3 separate regions of the Homo sapiens genome follow, and all the other regions are linked to region 1. A link is a loop called in an ENCODE intact Hi-C map of the cell type or tissue named here. Cell type or tissue: gastrocnemius medialis. All regions are shown on one strand. Each heading gives the region's core, and the rest is flanking DNA. Links, peaks and the distances in the headings are about the cores only.

Region 1 (8,421 bases), core at 247-8,246:
GACTGTAAACTGTGCTTGCTCACATCCAGAGCCACGTTCACTGTCAAGGTTCCGAGCCAAGAGAATTAAAATGGAATGTTACTTTCTAAGAAGTCCTTTGAAAATAACATATATGTGTTTAATAAATAGTTAAAAGGAATTTTTTTTTGGCGGGGCTGATTTATATATAACTTTTTGGATGAATATTCTCTCCATCTGTAAATTAATTTATTGGTAACTATATGTAAACACTAAGTATTCGCCTTATTCATGAAAATGCCTTTTATGAATGTCTTTTGGAGCATCTAAGAACTCTATAGGATATTTTTTCTAAAGAGTTTTCAGGTCTGTTTCTGAATTGGATATGAATATTAGAAAGACATACTACAGGGTTCAGAAAGAATATAATAAGTCCGTGAAGGTTGAATGTTTTCGTGTTTTTAAAGTAAAAATTTAGATTTTTAGATTAAAAAAAGATTAACTTAAAATGACTACTTAGAGGTTTCCCCAACAAACACAATGGAATAAATGATGTTAACAACACTGTTTCTTGTTGCTTAAAAAGTAGAGAAATAAGACTGTATAGATCAAGAATTGACAAAGAAATTGAATTCCATTTACATTTTCCTTTTTGTATATCTTTTTGTCTTCATTATCCATGTGCAAAAAGTCATTCAGAACTTTACTCCAAAATTACTTAACTATTTTATAGTCAGCAGGTTAGTTTCAATGTGTGAAACTCAATCTGAGATACTCTTATTGATAATACAGATGGAGTTTGAATTTACAAAGAATCATTCTCCTTTTCAAAAGATGAACAGTTTTATGATTAATAGGGGTTCAAATGTCATAGTTTTTTAACATATATGTCACTGGATAATATTCTGTAAGTGATCACATTCATTCTCCATATTCTTCATTCATGGGATGTATCAATGTACTTCCTGTTGAAAGAAAAAAATTAATTACATTCAGGGAAAGACATATTCAAAATAACATTTTTTGTTCTCATTTCCATATTCAATCAATCCTATTTCATTTTTCTGGGTTCTGGAAGATCAAGTGCCAAGAATAACTAAGAATTAACTGTAAAAACACACACACACACACACACACACACACACACACACACGCACACACACACACAGATGCGGCCAGGCCATCTGCCAGTTTGTCACGCCCTTCAGATAATTGCACCCAGACCTGGACCAGCTTCTCTTCTCCACTGCTCACCTGTGCACTTGGTGGCAAAAACACTTCGCTTTCAGTGGATCACCTAAATCCACACTGTGAGGGCAAGAACAGAGAAGAAAAGCGAGGAAACTAAAGGTGCAGTAGAAAGCGGTGGGGAAGGAAAGGAGCCTCTCAGTCCACAGTCCTGGAGCGGGAGTGGTAGAAACAGTGCTTGATGAAAGCTGGATGGGCAGCATCCAGATACTGGTTGGGTAGAGCTTGGTGTTTTTTGTTTTTTGTTTTTGCAACAGTAACCTTTTAAATATCGAAGCACTAATTTTGTAGCAGCTTACCTTGCTTCTGTAATTCATCTTTGTTTTCAGCTGATTCCACGGGCACGCACTCTCTCTATACCACATACAAAGACTACGAACTCATGTTCCACGTGTCAACCCTGCTTCCCTACATGCCCAACAACAGACAACAGGTATGTCCTCCCCAGCCTGGAGCTTTTTACGCTGAGTATGAAATCTGAGGTGGGCCCACTGATGATATTGATGCATGTAGAACTTGCAAAGAATCAGTGAGGGTTTTTCTTGAATAGCATTAATCATCTTTGACTCTTTGATCATTTGGAAGTATTTGGGCTTTAAAGGGCGTATTGTTGCACTTTTTTCGTATAAAACTTAGAAACTCTTCTGCACTCAGATCTATTGCTTGCTAAGCAAAATCTTTTCTCAGGAGAAACTTGTCTCAACTATATGTTAATTACGAAAAGGCCAACCGTGTTGACCTGACTTCGGTTTTTGTGTGTGGGTAAATAGCTTATTTATAGAGAATACTGTTTGCAGTTGTTACTGGTGCTATTTTCAGCTGTTCCTCTCCATTTCGTTTTTGTTGTTTTAAATGGATTTATTGGCCAAAATTTCTTGACCTTTTTAAAGAGAAAAAAATCAGAGTGCATCATGCTTTGACTACAGCCACTCAGTAAGAATTAAGAACCTTTGAAAACTTGAATGATGCATAAATCATTGTAAAATAATTTACTTTTTGGTATAACTTTGAGTCAAGCAAGTTTTTTTTGCAAAGATTACTAGAAATTATGGCCATTTTTATCTTACGCTAGAAATAGTTGAAATGCTTTGTCTACTGTGAGCTTGAGAAGACTTGGAGGATCACTTGAGATAGGAAAGGACCTACGTTTGGGATAGACGATCTATGGGATAGCTAAGGCTCCATTTCACATCTTGTTTAGAATCTTCTGGGCTCTGCCCATGTTAAGCTGAAGATTTTTTGAAGAATGTTACTGCTTGAGTTTCTGAATATTTGTTTACAGAAAGGTTTGTGAATTACTAGGATCTTATAACTGATTCATTGACATAATTTAATTTTAGGGATTTGATTGTATTTAGGTTAAATCCAGAGTTAAAGTTTGTTTTCACATTTAGGAGACAGTTCTCTGAATGTCACTTAACTGATACTCCTTTGCTCTAAATATATTAAAGCACCAAGGACTACATAGGAATAGCTCAATAGGTATTTGTCAAATGAGTGAAATTTAATTGTCACAGAGAATTTTTCCTTTTTAAAAAAGACTCATAAAAGTATATAAATTTAGTCTAATTCTGCATTTTTTCCCAAAGAGGAAACCAGCCAACTACCTCCCCTTCTCCCATCACTAGTTGGAAGAAGCCCCTTAGCCTCAGATCCTCCAGCTAGGATGAGAAAGCAGGCCTCTGACCCCCAGTCTCTTCTCATGGTAACTGCTAGCTGGATTTTCTTGCCATTTTCCATCTCATACTTATCTCAATCCCTTGTCCTTTCTGAATTTTCTAGTGTTTTCTAATAATCATAGTTCTTCCTACCACCTTCAAAAAATCTATCTCTGTATTACACATCTGTGTATTTTTAAGCATAGACTTAAAATCACTAGATCACATGTATGTATTTATGTATATTTTAACCTAAGGGATTTTAGCTCTCAAGAATTTATTTGCAATAATGCCGAGCAGATTCACTGGATCTTAAGAGGCTTAATTTAGACCAGGACAGTTGTCCAGCAAATACTTGTGAATCATTCAGTAATTAAACTCTGTGGGAGTTGTTGCTCAGAAAACTGATAGGGGTTACTCAAGCCAAGAAAATCTGTCAGTACGTTAGCAGAAATAGAGCCAGTGACTTTTGACCCCCGTCATCGAGTATTCAAACCACAAAGCCTTTCCAGTTCCCTGATTACTTGAGTCATTGGACTTCAGGCTGAATTGGCCCTGGCATTTCACATGTGGCAACCTCCAGAGATTTGAAGTCTTTGCTTTTACCACAACTCAAAACTGGCTTTCCCACCCCCTTTCATTGAAGCGTAATCAAAATCTGTAGGCATTCGAGTTTTATGTACCTGACTTCATTTCACTGAAACTAGCCTTGAAAAAATTGTATGCGCAAAAATCAGGACAGCAAAGCAGTGAAAATGTAGATGCAACTGGGGGATAGAGGAGGATGTGTGTGTGTTAAACTTCCCCAACTGGAAAGTAAAAGAAAAGTCCCTGTAAGTTGAGGCTATACATTCCAAACTCGAGAAAGCTGGGATTTGTATCTGTTTTGTTCCCTGAAGTGTCCCTGTGTGCCCAGAACAGTATCCAGAACATGGTAAGAAGTCAACAAACATTTGTTGAATGAATAATGAATGAATGAGTGAACCTTTCTTAGGAGATAGAGAATTAGGCAAATTAATGCATGTAAAGCACTTAAAATAGTTCCAGGCATGGAACTAAGTTTTAGTTGTTACTGTTTTATAATTCATTAGATATAGAGCCAGTCATATTTTGGATGACCTAATTTGCATTTTATTTTCCTGTCTCCAGTCCTAAAGATCTATTATGAAAAACTAAGACTCTGAATGGTTAAGAAAGTGAGAGACTAAATTTATCAATTATTTCAGAAAATTATTTTTTGACATTTAATATTTTGCAATCACAGGTTGTCATCAGAATGTTCTGTTTGTGGATAAATAATGCCACTTGCAATCTGGGGACATGTGTTTTCCAAATTTGTTAATGAGTTGTATTGACTCCATTTCTCTCACCCTCACCATCCATGCCCACAAATTATGTTAATACCAAAGGTAGAAATGTCTGAAATGACCAGCTGGGTTCATGAGTGCAATTTGAAGCCACAGGACTTAGCAAAGTTAACTGGCCCCTACATGAATTGTGCCTGTAACCTTGGCTTCTTACACTACAGTTGGTGACCATTTAACTGGTCCAGACTCGTCCACATCAGATCTAATTTCTTGTGTTCCTTCTTGTAATAAATCAAGCTGGATGCCAATTCCAAGATGTATTAAAAGTCTTCAGAGAGTTTACCACAGTTGCAAAAGAGCTTTAATCTTTGGAATGGTCTCTGACTCTTGCGTAGAAAAACTCACCAGACCAAAAGAATGATAAGAAACCCTGCTCTTGGAGTTATTTTCTCTCTTCAAAAGTTAAGTCCTGCAAGTCTCTCTGCATCTGTCTGGCAGTCCATCCACTTTTTCCAGGGCTGTCTTCCCCTGTGTGCTTTCCTTCTGCTTGCCCTGGAGACAAGTCATGGTTAAGCCATCGTGGGATGTCATCAGTGGGAAGAGCTTCACAAATTAGCTTTAAACTTCACTTTGGCAACGAAATTCTTTCTTCAAAGTAGTCATATAAAGTAGAGGTGCCTCAGTGCCTGGCACACAGTAACCTATTTTTTAATGTATGCGTAACATTTTAGCTGCTGTGTTGGGAAGGGGTACCTGACGCCTCGTGGAGGTATCTAATGAGTAAGACCAAGCCCCTAGGTTTCTGAGATGCTAATTAAAGGATACTGGTCTTCCTCTAGTAATGGGCTTGACACCAAAGAGGTAATGATGTTGTATTTGGGCTAAGCCTGGAGCCCTTTTCTCCATAGTGGATAGACTGATTGTAAGCTCCTGCCTTAAAGAGTTTGTGTACTTCCTTAAGTCCCTAGTTGGTGTTGCTAAGGACTCATGTAAATACTGGAACAACCTACCTCACTAAGTGCGATGAGCCTTGGGTCCTGCCTATACTTGGGTTCACCTATACATAATACTATAGAATATTTTGGAAGGATAAAATGCTTACTTAGCTTTCCATGAGTAGCTTTATTCCCAGACCCTAAGTAGGAGCATATACTTATACTATATCACAAAGATTGTTACTTAGAGTGAGGGTTGGTATTGCCTAGTGACAGAAAGAAGAAAGAGACATTTATATCTTCATAATCCTGTTATCATCTTTACTTTGTTATGAAGTCATTAAAGATCTGCATTCTTAGATTATTTTGTTTCTTCCTTTGCAAAGTGTTCAATATTTCTTAATTCGTTTGTACATTTGCTCTTGTTATTGGTAAAATATCATAATTATATGAAATGATAAATCAGTGAGAAATCCTTCAAACATTAATTAAATGTAATATCCTGTTCTTGCCCATCAGAAATGAGAACAGTTCACTAACATTCACTTTTTTGCAGGAGGTGGGTGAGACTTTTCTTTCTTTTGTATTTATGTGGTAAGGTGTATATGTTGCCCTTCCTTAGTTATTATTTAGAATGCTTTTCTACATTAACTTTTTCCGTAGGAAACTCTATACGCCTCTTAAAAATCAAGGCATAATTCTAACTACTGGTGCAAACTCTTGAGTATAGTTTATATGAGGGGATATGTGTGTTTATGTACATGCATATGTATGTATAAGTGCAAAATTAGGGCCATCTCCCTAAAAGAGGAAAAGCCAACCCTCTGGGTGAAGGGGAGGAGCTTTCCAGGCAAGAGATTAGGAACTGCAAAGTTCCTTGGGTGGGAACCAGTTGTTCTGTAGGAGGGACAAGACGCTGTCTATATGGTAAGGAGCAGGTGATGAGGTCGGAGAGGTAGGAAGGGATCAGTCATGTCAGAGGAGTCTTTGTCAGCCCCCTTTTTAGTAACAGGATTTAGATTCAAACTCAAGGACCAGGACTGAGAACTTGTGTGCGTTTAGAGAATATGGATTTGCTTCTTTCTAAAGACCTTCTCTGGAGACCTGCAGATGACCTTCCTCTTCTCTGACTCTTATGAGCTTCTGAATCATATCCCGGCTGTTCTCTTTCATGTTGTACAGCCTGCTTTCCCCCAGCATTGGGTGCAAAACAGTTTGTTTCTGTCTTACTGGGTTTAAAATAATAATTTAACAAATGAACCCATATACATAGAGGCTAGCAGATACTGTCTAATTCAGCTTTCATTTTTCACCCAAGTGTGCTGTCTGATACTTATTTTCACTTCCTGGCTTTTTTCTTCTCAGTTTGCTTTTTGAGTTTTTTCCTCTCGTTAAAATTTTTTTTTTTACTGATATATAATAGTTGTACATATTTTGGGGTTACACGCTGTATTTTGATACCTGCATACAATGTGTATTGATCACATCAGAGTAATTGGCATATCTGTTACCACAAACACTTATCTTTGTGTTGAGAACATTTCAAATTTTTTTGCAGCTGCTTTGAAATACACAATAAATTGCTGCTAATGACAGTTTCCCTACTGTACTGTCGAATAATTAGAACATACTCCTTCTATCTTACTGTATTTTTGCACTAAGTTAAAACTGGTCTTGTGAGATACTGGTTTGTTTAAGGAACTGAGGCTAAACCTACGGCCATATATGGTATTTCTGTAGCATCTATATGCTTTTGCCATGGAATTGGGTGAAGACTCACATTTTCTCTTTCCTTGTCATAACAAGAGCTTATTCCTGTTTCACAGCTGGAATCGAGTGTTAGAAATTTAGTAGAAATGACTATGTAAATCTATCTAATACAATATTTATTAACTCACTGTTGCAGTTGAAGACACTAATAAGTTGGTTCTCTTGACATCACTGAAAATTGTCATTAGCTTTACATACCTAGAAAGAAGTTCGCCCCAGAAGATGTCATTCCTACAATTCCCTCAAACAAATAGTACCGTCAGGTTTTGCCAGCCTGCGTTCGTTTGTGGTTTGCCATCCCTTTTCCCCATTCACAGACTCTGATTGTATAGAATTTCATTGACCAGTTAGAAAAAAGCATAAACTAAATACTAAAGAAAACATTTGCCTTTAAGAAGTTCAAGAAATTACTTATTTCATGTTTGACAAAGTCCTAAAACAGAAAAATGAATAATATTTCTGTTAATTTTCCAGATATTTTCTTTAGTCTCTGAAGCAAATTCAAGCATTCTATTAATGGATAGTGTTCATTTTTCTTATTATATTCTCCTTCAAAGAGCTTTAGATTTTACCCTTCCTAATGAATCTTCTTGTTCCCGCCTCCAATCGTTTATTTTTTTCTACAAAGTGCATTATGTGGCCATGGTTAAATTAACTAGACTTTTGAAAACATTTTTTGGCCCATTTTACAAAGCAAAAGAATGTGTCTAGAAAGGGACAACAGTGGTTTGGCATGTTGTCAAGGTAACCAGACTTTAACTTGTGCTTTAACTTGTGCTTTAAATAGTCCTGTGGTGAAGTATAGAATCAGACCCATCATGTTCCTTCAGGAGGAAAAGAAATTGGATAGGAATAACTGTGCAATTTGCTGTTGCAGTCTCAACAGCCATGAAGCACTGACTAACAAGGCCCTCCCTGCACCCTGTGTTTAATGGAGAGGGCTGGCCAACATGAAGCCACACCGGCAATCACTCAGGAAGTAGGAGGCGCTGAACTCACTGCCTGGCCTTGGCCAAAGTGAGCTCCATCTTTTGACAGTCTGAGAATTCCTGTGTTTCAAGGGCACTGAATAAACTAGAGTATGAACTGCTGTGTTTTGTAGTCTACAGATACATTGAACACAATGATGGGCATATTTTTAAAAACTATTCCTGATTTTTCCTTGTCTCATTACAATGCCTATGAATCATGTATTTCAATTTTTGGAGAAAAGAGTAAAGAATGTCCTTGCCAAAGATAGTTTTCACTGATTATTTACATGCATTTGAAATGGCACATTTTAAATATCTAGCAAACTTTTTAAAAACTACATATTTAAATGAGGTGGCTCATTGGGTCTGTATTATGATGTACTAATGTATGTTTCCAGACTTCACTCAGACAGTAAGATGATTTTTGTGTGTTTATAACTTTGACCATGGGGATTTAAGTAGGAATTTCTCAGCATATGAATCAGCAGTTTAACTGGCCTGTAGAAAACTCTGAAAGAATGAACATTTCATTCCCACTTTTCCAGGCCTTTTATCATGCTAAATCACAAGTCAG
Region 2 (8,421 bases), core at 365-8,364, 140 kb before region 1:
GTTAATCACATGCTGCCATTGAACCTCGTCTTTCCATCTTGCGCTGATGTCATTGCAAAACCTAACATTTATTGCGCTGTGGTTTTGCTTTATTTTAGCTGATTCTTTCCATCATGCTTTTTAGAATTTGATTATATTATTTGGCACCTTTACCTGTCCTCCCAAAGAAATGCTGTCTGTACATTATTAGATCAGACTCTTTTATATCTTTACTTAAGCCGGTGATGAAATTGTTAAACTGGCTGAACAACACGAAGTGTGTCTCTGGAAGCTTCCCTCGAGGCTTACAAGGAGTCACACTCTCGGTTATAGTTAACTACTAATGCTCTTCATATCTTATAACTAGCCCATATAGCTCCACCTTTCCACATGGATATCCTGAAAGAGTGTGTCAAACCTCCTTTGCTGGTTCTACTGACCAAGTTATGCTGAGTAATAATGAGTTCATTTTCAGTGTGTCCCTAGTAACGAGCACTCTCTTCTGCATATGATTAAGAAAATGTGTTAAATGACTGACTGGATTGAGACACTAGGGTCACACTGTGATCTGTGACCTCCGGAGGCCTTAGGAACTGCAGTGCTTCTAGGAAAAATCAGAATATTGTTGGACTTTCTTCAGCTTATTTTTTGGTTTGGTATTCTCTTGTGTTGAATTGCTTTCAGATAGTGGGGAAGAACACCACAGTCTCTTCCGGTTTTGTTTTAATTGGTTGATATACTTCTCTTCCTATTTTACTAATAAACATTTAGCCAAAAGGGGTGTCTTGAACTCTGCCCATTAGATTACTCCATATTTTTCACTTCTACATATTTGCTTAATCTTCTGAGAAATATCCCCATTTAGTTGAGTTCCTCAAGAAATCAGAACAGTCCGAAGTAAGCTATCTGGTAGTTTATTCAAACTCTTAAGTAAAAATATCTAGGTAAAGAGCCAGTGTTAAAAATTGTTATTGTGGAAAGTAAGAACTCCTGGGTGAATAAAAGATTATGTCTGCTGAGATGAACTATTGTGTGGAGTTTTAAAAGAAAGTTCTGGTTAATGCTTAAGACATAGTGTCCTGTGAAGTCAGCATAACTACTTTCACTGTCTTCTGGAGGTGGTTTTGATAACACATTTGGTTCCTTGTTGAACAGTGGGTATTCACATTGTTCAGGAATAGCTTTGGGATACTGTCCTCTCCGTATTGAAGTTTCTAATAAGTAATTTTAGGAATTATAGTTTTGATTCTTTGTACAGGGCAAATGCTACCTGTTTCAGGTGTTTAAATGGCCTAATGCAAGAAACAGTGGTTTCTTTTTAGCAGGTTCTCAAGGTTCTCAAACTTTTTTCAACGTGCATCCCATCTATACACAATTGTCTAAGTGTTCATGTATGTATGCGTATACATGTATACATATCTGCATGCACGTTTGTGTGTGTGTATATGTATAATATATCTGTATGTATAAACATATACTTTACTGTGCTAAGATATTATGGACATAAAACAAATGTACATTTTAAGAAGATTAATATTAAAAATAAATAGATGTAGAAGTATTTTCTCTGCATCTCAAGGGCATTTGTATCTTTGAAATGTGTGGCCCCTGTGTAGAGACCACTGTTGTACTATCACTGGTTAGAGTTTATAGCAGTTGAGAAATGGAATTTCTAGGGAGCCTGTAGGGTCTTGTGAGGCAAGCGGAAGACAAACTCCACTCTTGATGGGCCTTATATTTACTGTGTATTTATTCTTTTTCCCGAAGACATTTCTGACTTTGGCCTGTTTTCTTCCAGAATTGCTTGTGGGTCTTGGTTTGGGGTTTCATTTATTGAGGGGTAGGAGGTTAATGTAATGGCGATGCTATTCTCCTTAGAAAGTTTCTAATTGAACTCAGCTGTTTTTTTGTTTTGTTTTGTTTTGTTTTTTGAGACAGAGTCTCGCACTGTCACCCAGGCTGGAGTGCAGTGGTGCGATCTTGGCTCACTGCAAGCTCTGCCTCCTGGGTTGCTGCCATTCTCCTGCCTCAGCCTCCCAAGAAGCTGGGACTACAGGTGCCTGCCACCATGCCTAGCTAATTTTTTTTTGTATTTTTAGTAGAGACGGAGTTTCACCATGTTAGCCAGGATGGTCTCGATCTCCTGACCTCGTGATCTGCCCGCCTCGGCCTCCCAGAGTGCTGGGATTACAGGCGTGAGCCACTGTGCCTGTTCTGAACTCAGCTGTTTAAGAAGCATCATACTATCACACTCAGACGAAAGCATTCCCAGGATCAGGGTATGTTAAAAGTTCAGATTGACAGCCTAGCTCTGTCTGTATGTGATTGGCCAGAACTGTAGCACACAGCCACCCGTAGTGCAAGGAATGCCTGGCTTCCCAGCCGTTAGTGGGTTGGGAATGAGTGAGGAGAGACAGCAGGGAGCCCTGCTCTTGTATCTCCAGTAACTTCCAGCTAAACGAGCACCATCCACCCCCACCCATCCTCCTGTTCGATTTTAATAATGGAACATAAGCAGCAAACAGGCAGGGACATTTCTGGTTTACTGCTGTATTCCCTGCACTTAGGTGGTTTTTGCCACATAATAGGCTCACAGTAAACAAATATTTGTTAAAGAAATGATTGGGAGTTGTGGGTTGAACGTAAAAGAACTTCCTTTATCTTGGCTTTTGTTGAACTAAATACTGTTGAGCAAGTTCTAATCATTATTTCTATTGTACATGATCTATCTTGAACAACAGTTTATACCTCATTTATGCCTTTCCTGGGTCGTTTGAAATGACCTGTGATTGAACTCTGATATGGAACTGGTAAAAATGTGGAAGTTTCTGAAGAGGGACTGTGTTCCATCTGTTACATCAAGAACTTTATAGCCCCATTCAGAGGGGTGTGGTTCCTGGGAGCCTGGGCACCCTTAGGTGGCCGCCTTTCATGAGAGAGTATGATTCACACCTTTCCCAGGTTTCAAAGTCTCATCTGTGCTGATGCCTGCATAGCCCTATTTGAATCCCATGAGGCTGCAGTTGACTTAAAAGCCCTGGCTGGGGCTTAATCAAGCTTACTGAACAGAAAGGATTTCTGAATTGTGTAGTACTGTCTGTAGTCCTTTAGCTCTCAGTCCATTAGCAGGGTTCATTTCTACAGGAAATCATGATGTTTAAAAACCCCATCAGTATTGTATAGTGCATCTTTTGTTGACTCAGTACATGAGGATATTATTTATGCCTTAAATGTGGTAGGTGCTCAGTAGCCATAGTCTTAATTTTATATGGTAAAAGTCTTTTATCTTTAATATCTTAACGTAGTGCTAGTTCTTATAATATGACATTAGAGGGATGTCATTCTAACTCCTATTTGTTTACATTTGTGTATAAGGTATGCTGTGATAAGTGCTGTAAGCAAGGCATACATGATAGTAGAAGCATCCAATTTATCAACCAATTTTATTTGAGGATCGTTGTAACTCATTTGTTTGGAATAATAGGTCATTTTTCCCATTTAAAATGTTTTAATTTGGGCATAGTGGCTCATGCCTGTAATCCCAGTGCTTTGGGAGGCTGAGGCAAGGATTGCTTGAGCCCAGGAGTTTGAGACTAGCCTGGACTGCAAAGCAAGGCCCCATCTCTACAGAAAATTTTAAAATGAGCCGAGTGTGGTGGTGCACACCTGTCGACCTAGCCACTGGGGAGGCTGAGGAGGGCCGATCCCTTGAGCCCAGGCGTTCGAGGTTACGGTGGGCTGATCGTGCCAGTGGACCCCAACCTGTGTGACAGAGTGAGACCCTGTCACAAAAAAAAAAAAATGTTTTAAATGACAAGAATAAGTGAAGGAGACTAATGTTGATTTATGAAGAGAATAAAGAATTGGGGAGAGATATTCTTAAAGGCGAGTGTAAAATGTTACCGTGCTTGAACTTTCATTTGTGTTCTCTCATGTATACTTAACGAGAACCTTATAAGGCTGGTGGGATTTTTTTCCCTTTTACAGATACAAAAACTAAGGTTTAATGAAAGTGTGGTTTTCTGAATCTGAGTCCTTATGTTTTAAACCCATTTCTCTTGGTTCCAGCTATAGTGTTCTTTATTCTACAGCTCACTTGTAAGGTATGGTAGGTTTCAATAAATCATGATGAAAGGAAAGAATGAAAAGACAGAAAGGAAGAAGGGAGAGAGGGAGGGAACTAAAGAAGGTGTGTGCATATAAGAATGGCGGAATTACCGACTCACTATCACTGAAAGGGGGAAGTGGAGGCTGAGGGTTGGGCTAATGAGCTCATTGTTCTGGTCTAAAAACTGCCCTGTTCTCTCAGCCAGTGAATTGTCTGTTATTAACTAGAAATTTTGTAATTTGTGGTGAGGTAGCAGTTTTACTGATTGAATCAGGTTATATATTCTTTGTTGGGAAGTGAGTGGGTCCTTCTGTGATCATGCAGAGAACATTTTTTTTAGCCCGAGTCTTTGCCAAGATTAAAAGAAATATAAGAGGAAAACAATTTTTGTTTTGCATTTATATTTTGCTAGATTTGCATAATCTTTGTTTAAGCCAGTTGAATGTGAATCCCTAAATACATTTCAGGCATTTAAATATTTAAAAGGATTCATCCACAGTACTTTACTCACCCAAAGAATAAGTGCTTACAACAAAGAAAATAACACCCTTGCAGATGTAGCCTATGTAGACTTTGTTCACCTTGTCATTGAATTATACAACATTAATAGAGAAGCTAGAATTTGAACATTCACTGAAATGCTTAGCTGGCTCTGTTCCAAAATATTGTTTCCCTGGTAGAGAAAGCAGGACAATTTGTTTAAAACTGGCAGTTTGCCAGTCAGAATAGCTCTGACGCAATCATTGCAGTAACTACTTTGCTCTGACTGCTAATTTTAGGGCAGTTAAATCTGGGTGATGTCTGATGGCTGCTGTCGCTGTGCGTCTGGTTATGTGAAGCTTTCTAAATTCATCCTCTTAGCTTGGCACCGTAACTTAGTTCTTTCTGAGATAAGCTGTGGAGCAGAGGGGATGTTGAGTCGGCACAGGATATGTGCATGGAATGAGGAACAAGGCCCTAGGAGAGTTTCAAGAGACACTGCTTTCATCTTACTACGCTCTTTGTTATTCCAATAGCAAAGGCTTAGCACATCTGTACTTCCCTTGCTGTAGCACCCTGGGAGGTGTTGAGGAAGGTGGAGAGAAGTGTACATCGAGACACCTACCTTCATGGAACAGGGTTCTGGCAATATGCACTTGCTTTCCTTGTCATCCCTGCAAGCATTAGTGTGTTTAAAAGTGAACTTTTATCTTCTTCCTTTTTGGAACAGGTAAAACTACGGAGAAAAATGGTAATTTAAAAAAATCTGGCCGGGCGTGGTGGCTCATGCCCATAATCCCAGCACTTTGGGAGGCTGAGGCGGGCGGATCATGAGTTCAGGAGTTCAAGACCAGCCTGACCAACATGGTGAAACCCCGTCTCTACTAAAAATACAAAAATTAGCCAGGCTTGGCAGCGCGTGCCTGTAATCCCAGCTACTCAGGAGGCTGAGGCGGGAGAAACGCTTGAACTCGGGAGGCGGAGGTTGCAGTGAGCTGAGATCGCGCCACTGCACTCCAGCCTGGTGAGAGAGCAAGACTCCATCTTAAAAAAAAAATCTATTTGGAGCATTTAAGAGCAGAGTAGAATATCCTGCTATTGCAGATGATACAAGTGGGATAAGGGGTTCTTCCATGGCCTTGTCTAACTCCCTCAGCTTTCTGGGGCAGTGACTATAATCCAATTTTAAAATAAGGATGTGGGACCATGCCATCTTGAAGTCTTTTTAAATGCTGGCATTCTAAGATTTCCAAGTTAACAGGGGCACCCTAGGGTGTGAGACCCCTGAGGACAGGGATCTTGTCCTTCCATCCCTTCCATCCCGTCCTGGGTAGCTGTCAGGCAGAGTCAGCAAATTAACTGACTCTTAGAATTTAGTCCTCGGAGGGACTTTGAGTGTTCTTCTAGTTAAACTTCCTGATGTTACTGATTCAGAACTATCAGAGGGCATGATTTAATCACTAGAGCTATTGTGTAGTAGCATGGGCTACCTTATTAGGTGATGAATGCACTGCCTTCTTAGGTGATGAACTAACTAACTTGGGCAGAGTTGATGGCTATGTGTCAGGTGTATTAGAAAAAGATTCCTGTGTAAATGAGACCATATGATAGATGGGCGCTACAGCTTCTTTCAGATGAAAGACTGTGTGGTTAGCTGAGAATAAGGTGGGTTTGCATGGTTAGGAAAACATTCAAGGAAGATAGAACTTGAGTTAAGCTTTGGAAAATGGTTAGGATTTGAGTTTTTGTTGAGGGCCTCTTGTGTGCAGGGAAACTGTAGGCCCTCTCCAAGACCAGAAGATACATACAGAACACTCTCAGTTGTTCCTTTGATCACAGTACTATCTCTATTAAAATGATCTGCTTAAATACAAACTCATCTTTTTGCCTGGTTTAGGTTTTGCAACTCCAGAGATGCATTTTATTAACAAAAGCAACATTAAGGAGAAGTGACGGACAGTATTTTCAAAGTGGTGATAATTACTTTGTCTATCACGTAAGATGGTCATTATGTTTTTTTTCCTCACTGTAATTTACTGAAGGTTATAGACTGTGTCATAAAACTAAAGGAAAAATTACTTTGGATATACAGAGATATAAATGACGTTTTGGTATAAAATTACTGAATTCATTTCAGTTAGTTGACAGAATATACACATAGTATTATATTTGCAACTCAAGGTCATGTGTTTTGTTTTGAGACTTTATACTTAGGAATATATAACTTGATAATTGATACACTGAAGTGATTTATTTTAAAATTATGCGGAGTAACAAGAGTTTTTTTTTTTTTTTTTGAGATGGAGTCTCACTCTGTCCCTCAGGCTGGAGTGCACTGGTGCAATCTTGGCTCACTGCAACCTCCGACTCTTGGGTTGAAGCGATTCTCCTGCCTCAGCCTCCTGATTAGCTGGGATTATAGGCGCACGCCACCATGCCCAGCTAATTTTTGTATTTTTAGTAGAGACGGGGTTTCACCATCTTGGTCAGGCTGGTCTCGAACTCCTGACCTTGTGATCCACCCGCCTTGGCCTCCTAAAGTGCTGGGATTACAGGTGTGAGCCACCGCGCCCAGCCACAAGAGTTTTAAACTGAGGCGACATTAGGAAGGATGTCTGTGGACAAAAAGAGCTCGCCTCGCCTGAGCATCCCTTCCGCCCCCAGGTCTCTGGGGTGTTGTTCGTTTGCTGCTGATGCTCCCTTCCTTCAGTCCACTTCCTATCTTATGTCTCATGAACTAACAGTAAGTGCTGGGTAAGATTTGCGTTCTGCTTTAAACTTCTGAGATTTATTTAAACCAGTAAATCTCAGTGTAATCACCATATACTTTCCCCCAACGTTTTATCATGCAAATTTGCAATCTTACAGAAAAGCTGAAAATATTGTGTGGTGTAGTGGACACCTCTGTACCCACCTCCTGGATCCCACAGTTGTTAGGTCTGGCTTTATTTGCTTTATAGATGTCTCTCCGTCTTCTACCCATCCATCAATCCATTTTATTTTTTGGATGCATTTCAGAGTAAGTTGCACACTTTTTACACTTTTATCACTAAACACTTCGGCATGTATATTGTAAACGAGTTAAAAAGTTTTACATTTTTTGAAGTAAAAGGTATAGAGTGAAATGCACAAATCTTAAGTGTATCATTCTGGGAGTTTTGATAAATGCATACACCCATATGGCCCATACTTCTATTAGGATGTGAAATGTTTCTCCCACTTCTGAAAGTTCTCTGATGTCCCTGCCCGGTCAACTTACTCTTTTTGTTTCCCACCTTTATCTGAGGCAACCTTTGTTCCTTTTTTTTTTAGGGCCATTGATAAGTTTTGCATGTTCTTGCATGTGATGTAAATGGAATCATGCAGTATGCACTCTTGTGTATAAAGCTGCTTTCAAAATTCAGCATAATTTATTTATTTTTACTTTGTTGTATACTTTATATGACCACACTGGGTTTTCTTTGCCTTCATCTTGATCACATGACCTTTTCAGAGGTCATATCCATTTGTCAGATGATTTTAGGAGCAATTTCTGTCAGATATTTATGTATTTATCTTCAGTCACATCTCAACTTCCCTTTTCCTTACAGGGGTGTGATTTTCCTATCTGATTTGGCAGTTTCCCCACTGGGTCTCATCTTACATCCCACCCATTCATTCTGGAGATGAGGTGCTTCTTTTGTTAGTTGGCTGACACTTGCTGCGGGCCTGGCTCAGGCCAGCTCACAGCATTGAGCTGAGCAACTTTGCTTCTGAAGAGATGGATCCTGACATATTACTGGTTTATTTGTATCTGATACTTAGAAAATTTTAGGTGAATGGAAATAAATCTGTTTATCTTTGCAAAACTGAGG
Region 3 (8,421 bases), core at 294-8,293, 81 kb before region 1:
TAGCCAAGTAAAGATTTTTCTTTAGCAGTGCTTAGGGAGGGGATAGACTTTAAGTTATCTTTGACAACTTTATGATTAATACTGAATGTATTTAACTCCTTTCTGCTGCTGTTACAGACGCATGTGCCTCCTTGGCATTCAAAATGTGCAGTTGACATATCTGCCACTCTGTAAGGACAAGCCTGGGCAGCCTTGCCAAGGGCAGCATTTTGGTTTTCCTAACTACATTTGGGTCATTTTCCCCATTTCTCCTCATCAGTACTTCTCCAGTGTCCTCTGCCCTCCAAAACTCCTGGGGATTTGTTGGTGGTCTCAGCAACTTATCCATATTTGAAGCCGTATTTACTCGCTCAGGGCCTCTCAGAGCAGCTGGCGCGGTGGGACCCATCAGGTGGTTGGCTTTATGGCCTCCTCTTTACCTCTGGCCCTGGAAAAGGTTTAGTAATCGCTAAGCCTCCATATCAAGAGTCACCTGAGGCCTTTGCCGAAGTACCCATGCCCAGGTGCATTCCACACGCTGCCCTGTGTATCCCTCTCTCCTGCTCCTGCATTTTGACTCAGTAGGTATAAGCTGGGGCTGGAAAGCGGAATTTTCTTTCATCAAGACCATTCCCATCAAAGCCTGGCAATGATAAGTAACTTATCCAGAGTCACTCTGGACAGCCTGCCAGTCAAAGGTAAAAGAGCATGTACTCTGCTTTTGTTTTCTATCTGTAGAATAAGGAAGGACCAACAGGCTCATTGGACTGTTCATTCTGGGCACAGGCAGATGGCTGTTTGGCTCATTAGTGTTTCATTTCCTGTTACTAGGGGTGGGCATTGTGTGTGGCTCCCCTGTGGTAGAGAAGGACATCGGATGAACATGTGATCTGTGTATCCAGCTCCAACCCAAAAGGTAATGAAAATGGGATCCAGTTTGTAGTTTTGTATATGGAAATAATTATCTTAATTGCAGGTACACATCAGGGGCCAGTCAGAATCTGGCATGAGAATGTCCAAAATGTAGTCTTCTGGTCAAATAGTGACAGGTACATATGTGCAAACCCATTTAAAATAATCAAAAGCTGACTTCCTGAAACTTTACCTGAAACTTTGTTATCTTTTACCAGAATATATAATGATAAGGAGTTGGGAAGATAGTTGAGAATGATGTCGTGGCCATTTGTATCATTAATCAAAAAGGTCTAGGAATTCACATTGTTTGACTGACTTTGTCTTCTATTATCTTTATCAGTTGACGTGGAGATTGCAGTATACCTCCCCAGGAACTGGTAGACGGTGGGAATGTCTAAACCAAATGACTTTTTATGCACGTGAGCAAATGTGTAAGAGTCATAATATATCTGTCTGGAACATAGTAGATTCTTAATAAATATTGGAATGAAAGTTTAATGCTTTGAAAAAGGCTTCTTTTACGTCTACTAAAGTTCTAGCTCAGGATACTGTAGTGTTTTTATTTACTTTTTTTTCCTCTTCATGAAAATCTAGACTCTTAAAATCCAGTATCTTTAGTAGATAATTTGCATTTATTTATTATCCAAGTTTTACATCTTGGCGTTTTTCCAGCAGTGATACCTCTCATGATTCTGTTCCACTGTGAGAAATTATATGCACTTAGAAGCTTTGATTTCTGGTTCATGTTAGAACTTCTCAGTACATGGCCCAGGGCTTTGGGGCTGCTGTGTCCTGGTCTGGCCATTGAGGCTCATGAAGGCTGAGGCCTCTGGGCCTGCCTCCCACATGCAGAGGAGGCAGGTGAGAGCTGGAGGGCCTCCCTGCTGGGCAAGGTGACCAGTACACAGCATTTTCCTTCCCATGAGGATTAAACAATCACTGGGAAACGTTCCTATATCTAAGGAATTATGCCTTATTAAAGGAATCTTTAGTAAGTACTCAGCTTCATGAGCAGATGATCCAAAAAGATGACTCTGAATTAAATTTTTTATTCCTGAGGGCCTTATTAAATACCAGTGCAGCGTATGAGCAACAGGGCATAGCAGCTTCTTTTGGGTGATATTATTTGGTTAAATCAATTACTAATACCAGACTACTGATTTCTTACTAATGTTTTGGTGTAGTGCAGGTAGCTGGGGATGTGGTTTGGGGTAGGAGGTGGTTAAGCCATTTTATCCCAATAGTCTGATGGACAGGAAGATGGGATTGCTGGCTGCCATGCTACCACCAGCTCACAGGGAAAACTGTTTTTAAAAACACAAAGTACGTTTCTTTACTGTCAATAAAGGACTGGCCAAGGGCTATTTCTGTTCTGAGTTAGTTCCTTTGTGGGCCCTGAAAGTCCAACAGTTCTGTGTGTGAGAGAGAGAGCAGATTAGGCAGGGATCAAAAATCAAGAATGAATTGAGGGGAACCGACAGGAAGGAAATTTGTTTCCAGACGGATTTGCTGATGGGTAGGTATTATTACTCTTTGTGAACTTTTATTTCCTTGATGAACAGATAGTCAGTTTATATCTGCATTGAATTAGTCTATAGTAGAAACATTGTAGCTTACTCTAACAATAGAGCAATTTATTTATTTAAAGTAATACACACTAATCTTCATTTACTTATATTTTGAACCAAGGCTTCTTTGTTTTATACAGGTAACCTATTAAAAGTAATATATTACATATATAGTATTTGTATAGAAAGAAGGAAATAAAATCTCCTCAATTGTCAACACCCAATGATGAAAACAAAATTTTGGAGAATTTTCTTCATCTTTTTTCTATAAATACATGGTATGTCTGTGTATGTATGTTTGTATTATATTCTGTTGATATACTGCATATACATTTTGGTGTGCTTTTATTAAAGCACATTTCATTATTTCATGGTCTTTATAAATAGTATTTTTATGCTAGAACATGTATTTATTTTACAGGAGTTGGCATATTTCTTTTCAAGAACACTGACCGGGGCAAAAGGAGGTTTATTCTTCCTGCCTGTGCAGTTCCCAGGCTTAGTGCTTGTGACTGCAGAGTCTAAAGCACTCTACATGCCGGGTCTAGCTGGAGCTGATTGAGTTTATGTTACTATTTGTTCATATTGGAAGCATCCCTTCTGTGTTAAGATGTAGAAGAAAAAGTTTATTAAATGGGATGCTGCTGCCCTATGATTGAGCTCTGCATAGTGAAAATATTTACTCAGTCTGGCTGACTTCTAGGATAATCCCTGCTACCCCATGGGCTGGCAGGAAGGAAGCTGAGCTCTGGCTTCCTGCTGGGCCTAGAGTGCTGATGTCTGGGGTTGCTGGGGTAAATTCAGACATTCTTCTACTTTACATAATTGAGATCACCCACCCACCGGTGGGATGAGGACTCTAGAGTGTGAAATTAACACATCAAGTGAATTTTATATCATGGTAGCCTTGGGCTGGTTTTTGCAAATTAAATTTTTGCCTCAGCCCTGCAAAAGCAGTATTAATTTAGTACTGGTGAAACCAAACTGTTTCCATGACACTTCTACCCTGAGAGGTGAGAGGATCGTTTTATACTAGGATAGTGAGTCTTACTGAATAAATTGTTATCTGTTTGGTAAAAACTACTATTGACTAAAAGTGATTACCCTCATAAAACTTGATGCACATGGTGTAGAAATTTAAAGAAAACATGCATAAAAACGAAGATTTAGGATCATGCATCAGCCAGGAGAAATGCCAGTTAGTTCTTCCAGAAGACTTTTATGGGAGATAACTCATTAGCTGGCAAAATTAAAAAAAAAATTTGTTTGGGGGTGCACTGAGAATGGATCTATCTCTCAGACTTGGTTGCTTTAACCAAACTCAGTAGCGGAGTATGTGACAAGAATGCCTACTTAGTAATGTACAAAACTAAATATGCTCACCATGGGAACCTGAATGCCAGCCTTTTCTCAGTGCCATATTCCCTTCCTGAAGGTAGACAGAGGTCTGCAGGTTGCCCGGCACATTTGCCATCAGAACCGTGGCCGGGGGTGGGGCACATTTACCATCAGAACCAGGGAGAGAAGTGAGTTGAACAATTATGGCTTCAGACAAGGACTGCCCAGGAGAGGACTCCCCATCTAGTGGCTGAGGGTCCTTCTCCTCTGGATGCCAAAATTTCCTCTAGGATCCTCTTTTCATGTCCCCAGTTCCTGCCCAAAACTCTCTTTAATTATGTTTTGCCATTAATTAGGATACAGTCAAATCTTACCTCGAGGCTTCTTGCTCTTTGAAGTGTAAATCTCAGTGGGTTATCTTTTCTCCTCATTTCAAGCTGTCTGGGGAGGTTTCACTGTGTGAGATAAAAGCCTATGGCAACTGGCTTTCCAAGTAGGGTTCTGTTTGAACAATGCAGCTATGACTTGTCACTTTTTCCAGCAAGGCTTTTGTTTTGGCTTACTCTCCATACAGACACTGCTTTGGTGATGTGGAATAATGATCCTTATAAAAATAATGTCTGAGTGTTTTAAATGTATGATTTATCTATGGACTGGAGATGTTACAGTCAGTGTCATGCTGGTACAGGATGTTCAGCCTGTTGACACTTCTCAGCACATGCCGGCAATGTTTCATTTAGCTGACAATCTTTTGTGTCTTCACTGTGCCAGGCATCTTGTTAGGCAGGGTGAGACAATACCACATTGACCAGGTTTCTCTGATTTCTACATCCTCAGTCTAGTGGGATAGACAAGCATGTAAATAAATAATGGTAATGTTGGGTTGTGTCTCTCAGAACACGGAATAGGGCAAGAGCTGTGGCTTGCCAGAGACAGTGAGAACACATGGAAGTCACAGTAGCTGCAGAGGAAATATTCTTTGGAATATTGGAATTTTCAAAGTACCTGGAGTTTGGGTTAACAAGAGTGAGAGAGGAAACTCACTGGCTGGGAATGGAAAGACTGGTTGAAGTCATTGTTTGGTGGGGCCTGATGTGTTGTGGGGTTAAGATAGTGAATGATTTGCATAGAAAGAAACACACAAGGAGTTTTTTTGTAACCTTTGACCAAAGTTAAACACCTACCCCTGCTGTATGTGGCTTCCACTATTGAAAAGCGCCTGAACTCTCAAGAGTCCGTTATGGCTTATCTTAATAGAGAGACTGATAACCACATTATGGGGTGCCTTAGGTAGAAGCGAATGCCAGAAATGGAGCCCAACCCCTGGCAGGCGTTCACTGTATGTTATATCTTCCTATTTGTCCTGTACGCCTGCTGAATTTGTGATAGCAATGAGACCGGATCCACAAACATTGTCACCATAACCTACTGTGGATTACACAGGCGCTGTGCAGTGTCAGCCTCTCACCTCCTATCAGTATTTTATTGAGCTGCCTTCATGAGTTTTTGTTAATCCTCTTTTGCTCACGGGACACAGGTAAAAATTTACTTTTGTTGGGTGTGGGATTTCTTCCACATGGCTTCTCTCTCCATTCTTGACTGTTGTCCCAGAGCTGGCCTGTGTCTCCTGGTCCAACGGATTGCCTCCATCCTGAAAATCTCAAAGACTGCAAAATCCTTGAGATTTTGATATCTGAATCTAAAAAATAGAGGGAAATTAAATGAGCTTTCCAAGAAGTGTGCTTTAACTTTTCCTGGGTAAATTGTCTTATCTTTTTGCAGACTTCAGTCTGACCCCAGTGTTCACTACCTTGGAGCTCTTCCATTTTTTTTTTTTTTAACTGTTTGTATGAGAGGATAAGATCCCTAGTTTTACAAAGCAAAGTTCAAAGATTCTCAAGTGTGATTGATAACAGCTCCCGAAGACACATAATTTCTTTTGGTTTTATCTTGTTTCTGTCTCTGTTTGTTTTTCCCGGATGACACACTTATCTGTCTGGTTTCTCCATATCTGAACGGGGTTTATGTGCCATTGATAGCTGCCTTTTGAATTGCGTGGATTTTGTTTCCATCCTTGTCTGTGCAGCATCAGAGCACATTTGTAGAATTATCAGCTGGTGTGTTAAACTGCACTATGGCCATACCTTATCGCTAAAGGGAGAGAAGAAGTTTTGGGTTCACTTTTTCTTTTAAAAATGTAATTGAGATAATTATTTGGTTATCTTTAACTTAAGCAACAGCAGCAGCAGCAACAACAGAAAACCTGACATGCCAACAGATGAGATAGATGTTGGGTAAATTTGAGGGGCAGGGGCTGCCAGCAAAACCCTTGATGAGAGAAGCTTAGTTGAGTTCAGTTCATTCCTCTGTAAGTTTTGTAACAGACAGAAAGGTAAGCTTTTATCACAGTGTACACATTAAACTTCTTTAAACAGCTTAGTGGATCCTGAGTTCTTGCTACAGATACTTCAGAATGTGTGCACTCATGTTATCTTTAGCAGTAATGTCATCTTTAAGGAATCCTGTGTTAGCTCTTCATGGCTCTCACCAAGTTTAGGTGATCCTTGAACTGTTGACAGTCTTCTGGGTTAACTATGGCTTGCCGTCTCTGCAAAATGCTATTCAAGGACATTGTTGCAATGTGGAGGTTGCTAGGGAAGCAACTTTTCAGTTAATACCCTTGTGAGCTAATACCTTTGTGATGGATAGATTTTTTTCTGTAATAGAGAATTTGCAGAATAGTTTTGTTTAGAAATGTTGTATTGTGCTTTCTAGGACCTAGAATGTAGAGTTCTCTATCCCCTGCTGTTCTGTCCTTTCATCCTTTCATTTATTTAGAATTTCCAAAGACTGCATAGGCTCCGTGGATCTTTTTTGAATCTGCTGATTTTTCTGTGAAGCTGATGTCATGGTCTGGACCTTTACTCTTACATATGCTAATTATTAGATTACATTTGGCTGTTGAGGCTTCCTTAGAGGGGGCTGAAGAAAGTGGATTGTTTATCAGCTGTCTGCTTTGTCTTAGACTTGGTGATACTTCAGTGAGAGCCTATATATGGTGGAGCAACTGGAGGTTCTTCTCTCTGTTAATTAGGCATTTGGTTAGTCTGTCTTGGGGAATTCTGGTTAGAAGTACACCTTGGGGAACCTGACTCCTCACTCCAGCTGGAGGTGATAAAGATCAGGGTGGGGTTATGCTGCTCCAGGTTGGCTTTAGGGGGGCAAAGCATGGCATTGTAAATAGAATTACATTCAGACTTGGCTCCACAAATACCTGCTCTCCCACTCTGGCTTCAGATTACCGGTGGAGGTGAATTGTTGAGTCTGAAAACTTTTCTCTGTTTAATTTTGGGCATGGGAGTAGTGCAGCTGAAAGATAAATAATGTTTGGGTGGTTTCATTTGTTCGAAAGAAGAGTCACTTGTTTTCTCAGAACTGCTGAGATTAGTGATGTGATTTAGAACCTAGAAGTTTTTCACATGTTTGTATTGTAACTGATTTTAAAGTAAAAGCATCTGCCAAAATTGAATAATTAATGTCCATAAGTTTGTAAACTCAATTTCTTGTTTATTTGCTTTTATTCCATGGACAGTTATTGTAAGGAAGCAAGCTAAATACTTCACGGAGAGAAAGGGACATTTAATTTTGCTAATTACAGACACAAATGTATGATGTGCAGATTCTTTCACTTAGAAATTCATTGTTGGAAGTTATTTCCTTATTGTTATTTTGATAAAAAATAATTGTACCCCTTTTAGCCTGTTAGATAAAATTAAACCAAGAAACTCCGTGGAATGCCTGGGAACAACACCCAACTTGCCAGCACAACAGCTGCAAGGCCAGGGCACACACCAAACACGGCTGATGCAGATCCCATTTCTAGAAAGAAAACATCAGCACGTGTGTGACAGTGTCAAGATATGTGTGCATAACATAAATATTGCTCTCTAGTTAAAATAAGTCGTCGTTTCATTCTTCGTGACACCAGTGTTGTTGCAAAAGCAAACTGAAGGGAAATCTACATGGTATCCTGAGAAAGACTAAAGGGAACTATTTTTAGGGTAGCATTGTGGAAAGACTTTTCCTGTTGAAGGCTTTGGAATTTGAGAGGCTGGATAAAGTAAGTTTGTTAAAACTAGGACTTTAAATGTAAATATTTTATTTCATAATCCCTTCTTTTAGCACAGCCACTTCACCATATCCTTTCCTGTAGGAGCCCTTCTTCTTTGTATTGTGTCCTGTTATTGAAGTTTCAGACTGTCCAGCCACTGATCTGCTATGTCTCTCCTATAGATTGTTCTCCATTTGTCCTTCTCTTCTGGTTTGCTCTGATGACTGCATTTAAATAATTCTAGTGCTTGTTAACATTTATCTCTGAGAGAGACAGACAGGAGATGAAGATAGAAATTTAAAACCAAATGTATCCATTTTGATTCTTAATAGTTACTCTGGTGGAAAAAATAACTTTTTAGAGATTGAAACCAGTGTTGTGGACAGATTTGTATGTTAATCTTGCCTCCTGCAGTAGTTTATAAATGTCCTGGATGGAGTCAGGGCTCATGCCTTAGGTATTTCTCATTGCCTACCATGGGGCCTTGCTGCTTGGTAACTTCTTAATGCT

Evidence for each region. Hi-C counts contacts between places; a loop is a spot of excess contacts. Peaks named below come from ENCODE experiments on the same cell type or tissue, not always from the same donor. Only the 100,000 strongest peaks of a DNase experiment are listed, where the experiment ranks them.
Region 2: a loop joins it to region 1, with 2.5 times the contacts of the local background. A loop is called at or near these places in 30 of 110 quality-filtered maps.
Region 3: it touches region 1 in a loop (2.2-fold over the local background); 5 of 110 quality-filtered maps call a loop at or near these places.

Annotation. Positions count from the first base shown.
Region 1 is chr1:232,472,845-232,481,265 of GRCh38, reverse strand. It overlaps SIPA1L2 (signal induced proliferation associated 1 like 2), which reads left to right. Exons shown (of 23, transcript NM_020808.5): 7 at 1,536-1,639. Among named protein-coding and RNA genes, the nearest start is that of SIPA1L2, 150 kb to the left of the region's middle. RefSeq lists a silencer at 2,734-2,936 and an enhancer at 6,502-6,671. In gastrocnemius medialis, for the core only: no CTCF peak of the experiment used is centred there; a DNase peak (open chromatin) is centred at 3,365; H3K27ac peaks cover 757 bases.
Region 2 is chr1:232,617,097-232,625,517 of GRCh38, reverse strand. The region is part of intron 1 of SIPA1L2 (signal induced proliferation associated 1 like 2); the gene reads left to right. Among named protein-coding and RNA genes, the nearest start is that of SIPA1L2, 8.8 kb to the left of the region's middle. In gastrocnemius medialis, for the core only: no CTCF peak of the experiment used is centred there; a DNase peak (open chromatin) is centred at 4,847; H3K4me3 peaks cover 447 bases; H3K27ac peaks cover 479 bases.
Region 3 is chr1:232,553,943-232,562,363 of GRCh38, reverse strand. The region is part of intron 2 of SIPA1L2 (signal induced proliferation associated 1 like 2); the gene reads left to right. Among named protein-coding and RNA genes, the nearest start is that of SIPA1L2, 72 kb to the left of the region's middle. RefSeq lists an enhancer at 5,910-6,481 and a silencer at 6,787-7,081. In gastrocnemius medialis, for the core only: no CTCF peak of the experiment used is centred there; no DNase peak of the experiment used is centred there.